2 separate regions of the Homo sapiens genome follow, and region 2 is linked to region 1. Evidence: chromatin contacts called from ENCODE Hi-C or POLR2A ChIA-PET data. All regions are on one chromosome and are shown on one strand. Each heading gives the region's core, a stretch centred on a gene start or an enhancer-like site at or near the end of the contact. The rest is flanking DNA. Distances are from core to core; before and after follow the strand shown. Region 1 overlaps ULK4 (unc-51 like kinase 4). Region 2 overlaps ULK4 (unc-51 like kinase 4).

Evidence for each region. Hi-C counts contacts between places; a loop is a spot of excess contacts on that map. ChIA-PET counts read pairs that join two places held with the same protein, here RNA polymerase II (POLR2A).
Region 2: a map of chondrocyte shows a loop between it and region 1 (3-fold over the local background). The contact joins two enhancer-like sites. A Hi-C loop is called at or near these places in 1 of 168 maps with a recorded cell type or tissue (chondrocyte). POLR2A ChIA-PET finds 5 or more read pairs at or near these places in 3 of 52 experiments (BJ, PC-3 and activated T-cell).

The regions. Positions count from the first base shown.
Region 1 is chr3:41,505,720-41,512,667 of GRCh38, forward strand. All of the region lies in intron 32 of ULK4 (unc-51 like kinase 4), which reads right to left. Among named protein-coding and RNA genes, the nearest start is that of CTNNB1, 310 kb to the left of the region's middle. RefSeq lists an enhancer at 1,957-3,156. Within about 2 kb of position 2,477, at least 2 of the 41 ENCODE cell types and tissues checked have a DNase peak (open chromatin) inside an H3K27ac peak, as active enhancers do.
Region 2 is chr3:41,677,996-41,684,943 of GRCh38, forward strand. ULK4 (unc-51 like kinase 4) reads right to left here. Exons shown (of 37, transcript NM_017886.4): 28 at 3,758-3,809; 29 at 3,513-3,657. Among named protein-coding and RNA genes, the nearest start is that of ULK4, 280 kb to the right of the region's middle. Within about 2 kb of position 3,581, at least 3 of the 41 ENCODE cell types and tissues checked have a DNase peak (open chromatin) inside an H3K27ac peak, as active enhancers do.

The DNA.
Region 1 (6,948 bases), core at 1,227-3,726:
TTTTAATTTTCTAGGTTCACAATCATGTCATCTGAAAATAAGGGTAGTTTTATTTCTTCCTTTCTACTTTTAATGCATCTATTTCTTTTTCTTAACTTATTGTCCTGGCTAGGACCTCCAATACAACATTTAATAAAAGTGGTCATGGTGGACATCTTTGTCTTGCTCCCAATTTCAGGGTGAAATTTTCAATCTTCTATTAAATATGATATTTGCTTTAGTTTTTTGGTAATCTTATTTATCAAACTAAGGTAATTCCCTTTTAATCTTAGTAAACCAAAAGTTTTAAATTATAAATATATGTTTGTCAAATGCATTTACTGTAGTGTTCTTTTAATTGTGTATATAGCAAAAAAAACGAAACTAGAAATGTCTTTCACATAAACAGTGCTTATATTAATGTAATCATCTTAAATAGATCACAAGGTACATTAACACTTTTTATTAATCTACATTACAGCTTCTTTATTCTACTCTGCTAGCACTCACATAAATTAGTATGGATGGATAAAGCCAGATGAGAAAACCCCAAGGCCCCAGTACACACAGGCATAAACCAAAGAGAAGGTGCACCAGGCTGCTGTATCTATCTTTCAATCCATCTTTTGGTCCTGGAGACAGTTATTCAAGTGGTCTAACCTAGCTGAAAAGATGGTTAGGCAGATTTCCTAAGTGTGGAAATATAGGAATCTACACTGGAGGAAGAATAGCAGAAGTTGACAATAATTCATCTAACATTCTTTTCCAGGTTTTGAGCCACACAGTAGAAGCTGTGTAGAAATCCTGGATTGTAGTCATTTTCTTTCTTGCCGTTACTGCTGCTGCTGCTGCTTCACTTCCTTTTTGGAATCTTCTAAGATTTTTCCTTACTTTTCTACAAATTTAACATCAACTTCTCTGTTTATTTTCCTTCTCTGCTCTCTATTCCTGACTTTCGACCATCAGTCCTTCACTAATGAATCACTTTCTTGTCCTCTATTTCTTAAGCAAGTGTTTTGTTATTTTAGACCACAGTTCTCCAAAGCAATACACTGGAGTGTGATTTAAAATATATATATATATATATATATATATATATATATATATATGAACATGTTTTACAATTATTTTTACCAAAAAGATAATAACTGAAACTGGTCTTTTCACCGGACACATGCACCCTCCTGCCTAGCAGAATGCGCATTGGCGGGTATCCTGGAGAAAGAGTAGGGGCAGCACGACTCAAGACAGCCAGAGTGAACATCCCATGAGTTTCTGTAAAATTTCAGTATATTGCACATATATACACATACATATGTACATATTTGCTATAAAGCAGTTCATGTACACCTGGTTAAATGGATGTGCCAATTATATTATTCAGTTTTAACTAAATTAACAATAAAAAGGTAGACAAGTACCTTATAGATTCCGGCCAAAAAAAAAAATAGAATTATACATAATACTAATAACCAGGAGCAAAAAAAAAAAAAAAAAAAAAAGTCAGTGTGATTCTGCTCCCCAGCTTCCTCAGTCACATTATAATGTTAAAAACAATGCCAAGTTAAATACATTTGAAAACCAGCTAAAAATAGTGAAATTGTGAAAACTACTACTGTTAAATGAATCTTACTATGTATTTTGCTTGATATTTTAGCAAGAAATACTAGGAAGCCATCACAATTAGCATGAAAATTTAAAACTAAGTACCCACAAGAGAAAATTAAAATTCTTTATTTCATGTGACTCTCAGTCCAGTACTTCTCAACATTTAAGAAACTAAATGACAAATATTCAGAAGCCCCTGTGAGATTTCATATTTTACAGTAAAAGTCAGAAAACCACAAACCATTGGGGAAAACACTTTTCTTCCCACGGTAAAAACAGCTGAAATAATATATTAAAACCACCACCAAAAAAAAAAAAAAAAAAAAAAAAAAACTGAAATTTTATTTTTATCAACAAAAGTTACACTGTCAATTTTAGAAATATTGCAGAAAAGTTGAAGCAGTAAATATTAAAACAAATACATTGTGGAGGTTGAATCCCAGTATAGTTATTTCAAAACGGACTCCACTCATGATCCAGATTCTGTTCCTATGAAGAAATATTCAAATAAGGTGGCAGGACCAGCTTGCAGCTCCCACTAGAACAGACAGAAGAGTGTGTGGAGATACATTGTGAACATTTGCTCCAAGAACTACCACAGCAACATACCAGGAAGGCTGAGAGCATCCATAGACCCTTTGAAGGAACTGAATTGCCACTGCAAGCTCCCTGAGATGCCAAAAAACTGTGAGTTGGCTTGCTTTCTCAGCAGGGAGGCTGGTGGTCCAGGGCAAGTTCTCAGCACTGGTCACTGGCTCCTCTACTAGAGTCGGTGCCGCTGGGGAGCACAGTGGGAGTGAGACTGGCCTTTAGGACTGCAGGCTGCATGAGAGTAGGGTGAGGCCTATGACTGCCAGCTTTCTCCCACTTCCCTGGTGACCTGCGTGACTCAGCAGATGCAGCCGTAATCCTCTGGGAACATAACTTCACTGGACTGGGAACCACACCCCCACCCCTCACAGCAGCCACAGCAAGCCCTGCCCAAGGAGAGTCTGAGCTCAGACATGCCTATACCTGCCTCCACCTGGTAGTCTTTCTCTGCCCACCCTGGTTGCTGAAAACAAAGGATATAATCTCTTGGGCGCTCTATGGCCCTGCCCACCACCTGAGAAACCTGAATACTTAACCTGGCAACCCTAAGGCAAATTTGCATCCTCCCTATAGTATCACAGGCAATGCACTTTTGAAAGCGCCACCTCCTGGCTGGAGGTCAACCAACACAAAACAAAAATATAACCAAGGACCCAAGGACCAAGGCCCACTTCACTCCCCTGCTACCTCCACCAGAGGAGGTGCTGGTATTCACAGCCGAAAGACATAAAGATGGATCACATCACAGGACTCTTTGCAGAGATTCCTCAGTAGCAGCCCTGAGCCCAGTAGCTCTGCTGGGTGGCTAGACCCAGAATAGCAAAAACAATCACCGCAGGTTGGCTCTCAGGAGGCCCCATCCCTAGGGGAAGGGTGAGAACAGCACATCAAGAGAGCACCCTGTGGGACAAAAGAATCTGAACAGCAGCCCTTGAGTCCCACATCTTGCCTCTGACATAGTCTACCCGAATGAGAAGGAACCAGAAAAACAATTCTGGTAATATGACAAAACAAGGTAGATTAACACCCCCAAAAGATCACCAGCTCACCAGCAATGGATCCAAACCAAGATGAAATCTCTGAATTGCCAGAAAAAGAACTCAGAAGGTTAATTATTAAGCTAATCAAGGAGGCATCAGAGAAAGGTGAACTCCAAATTAAAGAAATCAAAAACATGATACAGGATATGAAAGGAGAAATCTTCAATGACATAGATAGCATAAATAAAAAACAATCGCAACTTCTGGAAATGAAGAACACACTTAGAGAAATGCAAAATGCACTGGAAAGTCTCAGCAATAGAATCAAACAAGCAGAAGAAAGAATTTTAGAGCTCGAAAACAAGGCTTTCAAATTAATCCAATGCATCAAAGAAAAGAAGAAAGAATTTTTAAAAAATGAACAAAGCCTCCAAGAAGTTTGGGACTATGTTAAGCATCTAAACCTAAGAATAATTGGTGTTCCTGAGGAAGAAGAGACATGTAAAAGTTTGGAAAACACATTTAAGAGAATAGTCAAGGAAAATTTCCCCAGCCTTGCTAGAGATCTAGACATCCAAATATAAGAAGCTCAAAGAACAACTGGGAAACTCATCACAGGAAGATCATCACCTTGGCACACAGTCTTCAGGTTATCTAAAGTCAGGACAAAGAAAAGGATCTTAAGAGCTGTGAGGTAAAAGCATCAGGTAACCCATGAAAGAAAAACTATTACAGTAACAACAGATTTATCAGTAGAAACTCTACAAGCCAGACAGGATTGGTGTCCTATTTTTAGCCTCCTTTAACAAAATAATTTTCAGCCAAGAATTTTGTATCTGGCGAAACTAAGCTTCATAAATGAAGGAAAGACACAGTCTTTTCCAGACAAACAAATTCTGAGAAAACTCAGCACTACCAAGCCGGCATTATGAGAACTGCTAAAAAGAGCTCTAAATCAAAACAAATCCTTGAAATACACCAAAATAGAACCTTTTTAATGCATAAATTTCACAGGATCTATATAACAATAATACAATGAAAAAAGAAACAAGGCATTCAGGCAACAAATAGCAAGATGAATAGAATAGTACCTTCACATCTCAGTACTAACGTTGAATGTGAAATGGCCTAAAGGCACCACTTAAAAGACAAAGAATGGCAGAATGAATAAAAATTCACCAAACAAATTTCTGCTGTCTTCAGGAGAGTCACCTAACACATAAGAACTCACATAAACTTAAGATAAATAAGTAGAAAAAGATATTCCATGCACATGGACACCAAAAGTGAACAGGAATAGCTATTCTTATATCAGACAAAACAAACATTAAAGCAAGAGAAGTTTAAAAAGACAAAGAAGGACATTACATAATGATAAGAGGACTAGTACAACAGGAAAATATCACAATCCTAAATATGTATGCACCTAATACTGAAACTCCCAAATTTATAAAACAATTACTGCTAGTCCTAAGAAATAAGACAGATGTCAACACAATAATAGTGGGGGATTTTAATACTCCACTAACAGCACTAGACAGGTCATCAAGACAGAAAGTCAACAAAGAAACAATGGACTTAAACTATACCCTAGAAAAAATGTATGTACAAGACATTTACAGAACATTCTACCCAACTACTATAGAATATACATTCTATTCATCAGTACATGGAACATTCTCCAAGATGGGCCATATGATAAAGCACAAAATAAGTCTCAGTAAATTTTAAAAAATCGAAATTATATCTAGCACTCTCTCAGAACACAGTGGAATAAAATTGGAAATCAACACCAAAAGGAACCCTCAAAACCATGCAAATACATGGTTATTAAATAATCTGCTCCTGAATGATCATTGGGCTAACAATGAAATCAAGATGGAAATTTAAAAATTCTTTGAACTGAATAATAGTGACACAAGCTATCAAAACCTTTGGGATACAGCAAAAGTGGTGCTAAGAGGAAAGTTCATAGCATTAAATGCCTACATCAAAAAGTCTGGGACGGGCGCAGTGGCTCATGCCTGTAATCCCTGCACTTTTGGGAGGCTGAGGCGGGTGGATCACAAGGTCAGGAGATCGAGACCATCCTGGCTAACACGGTGAAACCCCACCTCTACTAAAAAATACAAAAAATTAGCTGGGCGTGGTGGCATGCACCTGCAGTCCCAGCTACTCGGGAGGCTGAGGCAGGAGAATGGCATGAACCTGGGAGGCAGAGCTTGCAGTGAGCTGAGATCATGCCACTGCACTCCAGCCTGGGCGACAGAGCGAGACTCCGTCTCAAAAAAAAAAAAAAAAAAAAAAGTCTGAAAGAGCACAAACAGACGCTCTAAGGTCACACCTCACGAAACTAGAGAAACAAGAACAATTCAAACCAAAACACAGCAGAAGAAAAGAAATAACAAAGATCAGAGCAAAACTAAATGAAATCAAAAAAACAAAAAATACAAAAGAGAAATGAAACAAAAAGCTGGTTCTTTGAAAAGATAAATAAAATTGATAGACCATTAGTGAGATTAACCAAGAAAAGAAGAGAGAAAATCCAAATAAGATCTATTAGAAATGAAATGGGATATATTACTACTGATACCACAGAAACACAAAAGATTATTCAAGGCTACTATGAGCACCTTTTGGCACATAAACTAGAAAACCTAGAGGAGATGGATAAATTCCTGGAAATATAAAACCCTCCTACATTAAACCAGTAAGATATAGAAACTCTGAACAGAGAAAAGCAAACAGTGAGATTGAAATGGTAATTTAAAAATTGCCAACAACAAAAAAAAGTCCAGTACCAGACAGATTCACAACTGAATTATATCAGACATTCAGAGAAGAACTGGTACCAACCCTAGTGACACTATTCCATAGAATAAAGAGGAAATCTCCCCTAAATCATTCTATAAAGCCAGTATCACCCTAATACCAAAACTAGGAAAGGACATAACAAAAAAAGAAAACTACACACCAATATCCCTGATGAACACAGATAAAAAAATCCTCAACAAAATAACCAATCCAACAGTGTATCAAAAAGATAATCCACCACGATCAAGTGGGTTTCATACCAGGGACACAGGGATGGTTTAACATACATGAGTCAATAAATGGGATACACCACATAAACAGAATTAAAAAGAAAAATCAGACTATCATCTCAATAGATGCAGAAAAAGCATATGACAAAATCCAGCACACTTCATGATTAAAACCCTCGGCAAAACTGGCATAGAAGGGACATACCTTAAGGCAATAAAAAGTCATCTATGAAAAACCCACAGCCAACATTATACTCAACAGGGAAAAGTTGAAAGCATTCCCCCTGAGAACTGGAACAAGACAAGGATCCCCACTTTCATCACTTCTATTCAACATAGTAGAAGTTCTAGCCAGAGCAATCAGACAAGAGAAAGAAATAAAGGACATCCACATTGGCAAAGATAAAGTCAAACTGTCGCTGTTTGCTGATGATATGATCATATACCTACCACAAAGACTCATCTAAAATGCTCCTAGAACTGGTAAATGAATTCAGCAAAGTTGCAGGATATAAAATTAATGTACACTACTCAGTAATTCTGCTATATACCTACAGCAACCAAGCTGAGAATCAAATCAAGAACTCAACCCTTTTTACAATAGCTGTAAAAATTAAATAAAACACTTCAGAATATACCTAACCAAGGAGGTGAAAGACCTCTACAAGGAAAACTACAAAACACTGCTGAAAGAAATAATAGACAACACAAACAAATGTAAACATATCCCATGCTCATGAATGGGT
Region 2 (6,948 bases), core at 2,331-4,830, 170 kb after region 1:
CTTTGCCTTTGAACTGGAACAGAAACACTGGCTCTTCTTCAGTCTCAAGCCCGCCAGCTTTCAGACAGCAACTACACCATCACAGGCTCTCCTGGGTCTCCAGCTTGTCAACTGCAGATCTTGGGACTTCTCAACCTCTGTAATCACGCGAGCCGGTTTCTTAAAATAAATCTTTATTTCATACACACACACACACACACACACACACACACACACACACACACACACACAGAGCTCCTACTGGCTCTGTTTCTCTGGAGAGCCATCATACAGATATTTATTCTTACAACTGAGCCTTTGTTCATATTACACAGCAGTTCTGATAAGCATCTGGAACGTGGGTATTACATGGCACTTAACAAGATTAAATTATTGTTCTTCCTGAGAATTTTTCCAGAAGTATTAGAAAAGACATCCACCCTTTTTCTAGGATTACCCTCTCCACCAGGAACCATTTAACTACCAAGTGGATGAGAATAGGAGCCTATCTGAGAACAAAGCAGAGTAGATGTAGGCAGAGTAAAGAGATGGCGAGAAAGACACATACACGGAGCATCACAGACAGAAATCAAGCCCCTAAATCCAGCTGTATCCACAAGTCTTTGACTTCTCAGTCATGTGAGCAAATAAACTATTTTATAAGTTAATTTGAATTGGGTGCTATTGTTTGCAAATAAAGTCTTGACTAATACAATACTTCCCTGTGCGAAGTGGGGAGCCTACCATACCTGTGCATGAAAAGGCTGTCACCTTGGCTGCATCAAAAGTATTGTTTAAGGTCAAGGGAAGGCTAAAACTTTAACAAAATAAAAAGTATCAACACCAGTGTGTCTATTTGCCAAATTGAAGTGGGTGCTATATAGTTCCCATGGACTCTAGAAACTTAATTCATAAGCTATTATATTTATATACTCAATGGAGAGCATGAATTTTCCATTATTAGTATTTCTAAACTTAAAACTACCAAGAGTTATCTTCAAAGATCAAACTCCTTACCAGGTTCTAGTTTTCCAGAGTTAAGGAGGTTAAATGAATGTGTTACTTACATTTCATTTAAAATTTTTTTTTACATCTATTGAGCCCTTACTATATATGCCAGGAAGGCACAATAAGCATTATACATTTTAATGGCCAATTCATTTCCATGAAGTATGTACCATTACTATTATTGCCCTATTACAATCTTTACTTTAAAGATTAATATGAGATTAAAATAATGAGCCTAACAATAACAGTCACGGTGCTAAACACTTGTCAAGAGGGTACTATTTGCCACACACTGTACCGTTTCAAAAGAAGCATCCTATTTAATCTTTAGGATTATCTTCTAAGGTAGGTACTATTATCCCCGTTCTACAGATGAGAAAACTAAGGCTTGGAGACTGAAATGCAGACTCAAGGCTTATACGCTACAACAGAATCAGTCTGAAAGGTTTGAAAACATTCCATATCACATCCAAATAAATTGTATACCATTATCTGAAGTGCATTTCAAGTTGTGTAATACAAGCTTGAACTCATCTACATTATTTATGTTATTGAACTGCCATGTGGTTTACATTTACATTTTCCTCTTTAATTCCTCATCTCTGGAAAAAGTAAAGACTCATACTAAAGGAAATATTTATTCCAGCTCAAATGAGTAACACAGGATCACTGAGTTAACACTTTTTATTTCACAAACTGTTCCAAAACTGGGCAGACTTCAGATATACAGAAATGTGGTTTCAGATTAACAGAGCTTTAAAAAAGCTATTACTAAACTGTGAAGTCCTGTTGGAGTAAATCTGATCCCTACTGTGTGGAGGAGACATCTCAGGTCCTGAAAAATGTTCTCTACAAGTTTTCACATTGCAGATATCCAAAGCACATATTTTCTTTTTGTTTTTGTTTTTTTCTTGAGAGACAGAGCCTTGCTATGCTGCCCAAGCTGGCCTCAAACCCCTGAGCTCAGACAATCTTCCAGTCTCATCTTCCCAAATACCTGGGACTACAGGCACGAGCCACTGAACCCAGCTCTCAAAGCACATCCTTTAAATATATTTTGTACAAAAACTACATTTAAGGAATTTTCTTGTCAGAAAGATGCATATAACTATATATGAATACTTTTAGAAGCATAAAATGCACTAAAAACATTAATCCCATTAAAGAAGGGTATAATCTTTTATTGAATTCACATAAGTATAGATCACAGACATACACTCATATATAACAAATGTAACTGAAAAGGTACCTACTGACAGTTTATCACTGAGCAAACTCCACATGACAAAGTTTCAAACAATTGTCTTACTTTGGGCATTAAAAGTATTCTTACAGTACATATTAATTATCAGAGCTGTCCCTGAAACCAGCTGCAGAAGTGTAAATAGGAAAAAAGAAACAAGAGGCTGGCCTAGAAATCAAGCTCCAGTCAGTCAAGACAGGCTCCCCCAGAGAGCCAAAGGGTCGACACAGAACACCCACACACTTAGTAAAAGGTACCTTCCTCAACCAACTGGAGTGGTTGAGTGCTTCATCTACAGCAACTGGCAATTTCAGTTATTTGGGTTTTCTTTAATGTGAACCTAATATTATATGAGAGAGTTCAAACTCTTAACATTGGCCAAAATCAGAATGTAATTACATCTGATTTCTTTACTATGATCATTAATTTTTTTTAAATGAGAACAGTGGGTCTTAAGAAGTTGAAACAATAGAGGGAAGCATTAACTCAGGCTGTCATTCTTATAAACCTGCCAAACTGACCCAGACTGCGGCCCAGGCCCTGGAGAAAGCCATGATCAGGTAGGCATATTAATGCATGATACACCATCTAGCATTTGTTTGATTTCACAAAATCTTCTTTAATATTGACATATGGCATATACTTTTTGAAACTAGCTTTGATAAAATTGACAGTGTCCCCTCAACTATAAGGTGAGATTTTAGGGTTTTGCATGTTTGCATTAGGTGCCCTCAGTAGTCATCCTGCTGTGTGTTTGCTTTATGAGCAATGAAGTAAAAGAATACAAAAACCCTTTCTCCATACTCATTACCTGTTCCGCCACCTCCACCCAACCCCTGAGAAAGTCCTGCTCAGAACTAAACCTAAGTTCTATTCCAAGAGTTTGGAGAAGGGGATTACCTCTATCTCTATTATTTCTGAGTAGAGCCAGGAGAAGTCTCAATTTCATGTTCCAGTAGTCGTGTAATATAGACCTTGAATCATAACCCTCACCCCTTGAGCCATGAACACGTTTAAATCTGCATAACTTCAAAATCATGTTTCTGGCAAAAAACAGATTAAGCTTTAAATGGATGTCCTCAAAGATGAACTGAGACCTTCTGAGTCTTCTGCAGTCTAACAGTTACCGCACCTGTCTAAACTTTTTTTATAATGAGTACACAAGCATATGTGTATAAACATAAGGACATCAAGACCCCAACCCCATCACTGAACCTAGTTTGACAGAAGCTTCCTGGATAGCCTACACTTCTCTGCATGAATACAACTGCATGATACTTACTGGGGAAGTAAGACATCTCGAATGAGAGCCAGAAGATTGCTGTCAGAATCAACACTGGCCTTCTCCTTGCCATCCCCAAACTCCTGGTTCACGAGTAGAGATGTGGTTTCTGAGAGCAACCGCAAGCTAAAGAGTCTCCACTCCACTTGAAAGAAAAAAAAAATGCCAAGAATGTGACTCCATGGAGACAGAATGAAAATAGAATGTGTAACTGATGCAATTCTTGCTGGTGTCATCACACTTACCATTTTGGCTTTGAACCAAGGACACCAAGGGTGGCAGTATATAGTCAACAACCTAAAAGAAAGCATGTAAAAGACTCAGAATCTCTATGAACACAAAACTGATATCAACCACTATCTATATTTTTTCCACAGACAGAATCCCTAATCAAAGGAGTGAAAAAAAGCAACGGCTAAGTTTATCCTGGATTTAAACTCTCCATGACATTTAATAAACCACCAAGCTCATTTAAATCTAAAAAAGTCCTCAGGTCAAAATGACATTATGAAAATCAAAACAGTAATTTATCAAAACCTTCAGGGTCTATGAAAGGAACTTTAGAATATAATGCAAAATCTAGTTGGCACAGGTTGGCATTAAACCATCAAATTAGTATGTATAAGCTGGTGATCATTACATCAAGTTTAACCTAAACAACAATCAAAATGTTGGGAAAAAAAAGACACAATAGTCCCCATGTTTTATCAAATACATCAAATAACTATGACAAGTTCGTCTTGGTTATTTTTAGAAATAGACCACAAAGATGTAAATCCACTATACAAACCACCCCTGTGAGTTCCTAGTTGTATCAGAGAACAATCAAATATGGTTTAAAACTTAACCCCAAAAAACAAGTATTTTCCTCCAAAATACCAAAAAAGAAAGAATCCCTACTCCAGTCTAATGATGAAAACTACTGTTTCATTTGATGAACTATTTTAGTGACAATAAACAAAATTCCCATTGTTTGTGTACTTGTTCTCTCTATACTGATAAAAGAGCAGGAGAATCTGTGCACAGCCAAACGACATCTTGCCGTCCATACCAACAAAACAACGCCCTGCACAGGCAAGAATCTCCATATGTGGCTGGTGGCCCATCAGTATTAACATATTCTATCTCCACTTGACATAGGAAATTTATATGTGACAGTATATCTCAATATTTTTACAAGGACCCTAAGAACCAGGGGTGTTTTCTTCACCCTCTTCCACTAAGTGATGTCACATCACTGAAAGCACAGATATCATGCTTCACCAAGGTACTTTGAGAACTCCAAACTTCCAGTTATGTCTAAAGAAAAAACTATGCAAAGGAAAGAAATATATACTGCTATCAATACTACCAACATGATCAACAGCTATCTTAAAGGTTGAATAGTGTATATCAGGAGAGGAGTAAGACTGAAACAAACGATCTAAGTGCCCATCTCTAGAAATTTAAAAACGAATAAACATGGCCAAAAAAGCAAGCTTGTCAGAAGATGAATACAGAAAAATCAACAGTATTTATGAGACAGAGTAGGAATGAGGCTTGGCTCCAGCTCATCCCTGCTACAGCATTCTTTCATACATTCCCAGTGATCACAAAACCCACACCAGTACCTCACTGATGCCATACCCGCTAACCCCAAGGCTTTAGTCATGCTATATTGTTCCACTGAGCTCTCAAAATGTTTAACCGTGGCTTTTACTTAAAGAATTCCAGGAACTGGCCTTACGAGACCCAAACTATCAAACCAAAGTTGTGGAGTGTACCACCTCAGGAGGCTCCAATGAAGCCTCGTCTGGGAGAACTCTGTCGGCCTCATGTCCTATTGCATTGAGAGCCCAAGAACTCATGGTCAGTAACATATTCATTCAGGGCTTGTCTGCGATCACCAGACATGGGGTGCTTTTTTCTCCTCTGTGGAGGGAGGCATGTGAGCCAGCAGGACAGCTGGACGTGACCCCTCCGTGACTGATGGAAGGCCACCTGAAGTTTTGATTCAGCACTGCTACAACTGGTGAGTTTTTCCTCCAGCCTCCCTGTGACCCCTCACAACCCACCCCAGACAATGCTTTTCCTTCCCTCCTGGTCTTCTATTTGTTGGGTCTTTCTTTTTCTTTCTTCTTCCTTTTTCCTTCCCTTCCTTCGCTTTTCATTAACTTAATTGACTCAGTCTGAAGACACCCGTGTGGCACTGATTCAGCCTCAGTAGACACCCATGTGGCACTGGTTCAACCTCAATAGACACCCACGCAGCATAGGCAAAAACAGTCATTCAGTTCAGCTGGTAGGAAACTCTGTCTGGCACTGGAATCTGTAATATTCTTTAAGTACATTCCCTCCCTTTGCCACGCCTTGTGGGAAAGGGAAGGCTGTGGACTTTGTCGTCTGTCTATTCAAGCATGCAAGCCTACAGACCCTGGGTGCTATCTTTGTGAAGAGAGGACTGATAGCACGTGGGTCCACAGTTTGCGTCACTCACGTCCTGATCCATTTTTCCTTCTTGTGTGTTTAACTTGACATCTGATTGCCCCATGCAGACTGTTGGATGACTTCTTGCAAAGAGAAGAGGATTTACCTACGCTTCCACCAAAAAATGGAAAAAAGATGACTTTCTCTTGTAATGCAGCTTGGCCCCCACAGCTGTGCTGCAGTGAGAAGAGTCATCAACAGCTGCTTTGCTCTTACGGAAGCTACACAGAAAGGCAACCCAGAAATCTGGCATGCGAGCAAAAGGTTAAGGATTTCTTACCAGCCAGGCTTCTGACCTGCTTCTCTGTGCACACCAGTTGAGTGAAATGGTAAAGATAATTGTTTGTCTCAAGGTCTATGACCCCTATAAGCCTGCTGTTTGGCAGACTTGTCAGTTACAAACGTTGCTGCAGGTCCTTGAAACAAAAACTGGACGAGGTTTCCCTTTCATCTTATTTTATGTCTTTGAGAGCTTGACCTTATGACCATGGTGGGGTACCCTCTCTTGCTATCTAGCATCCAGAAGGTGGGAATTCCGAGGCTCATGTCAGGTAGCCAGTCTGAAAGGACCTGGAGACTGAGACACATAAGCACACGTTCTTTGTCCCAAACGTGTCAAGCACTTGGGGATGAGTTCTGTCTTAAAAGGTCCCACCCCAAGGGGCTTTTGTCATCTTTTGCTATCTTAAATCTATTCCTGAGAGTAAATTCTTGGGGACCATGGAGATGCCTCCTCTACCCCCTCTCTAGAAATACCATTTGCTTATATTATAAAAACCTGAAAAATTACCATCTGAGCCTTAAAGGGCTTTTGGATTGAGTAGCTATTGAAACTAATTTCATCATTAAAAGAAAAGCACTTTTCTTATTCTCAACAATTTTTTAAAAGGTTTAAATTAAAAGAAGGATGCATAAGAATGTCGTGGCTAACCTTACAAATTATCTTGAGCAGCTGAAATTCCTAGCAAGC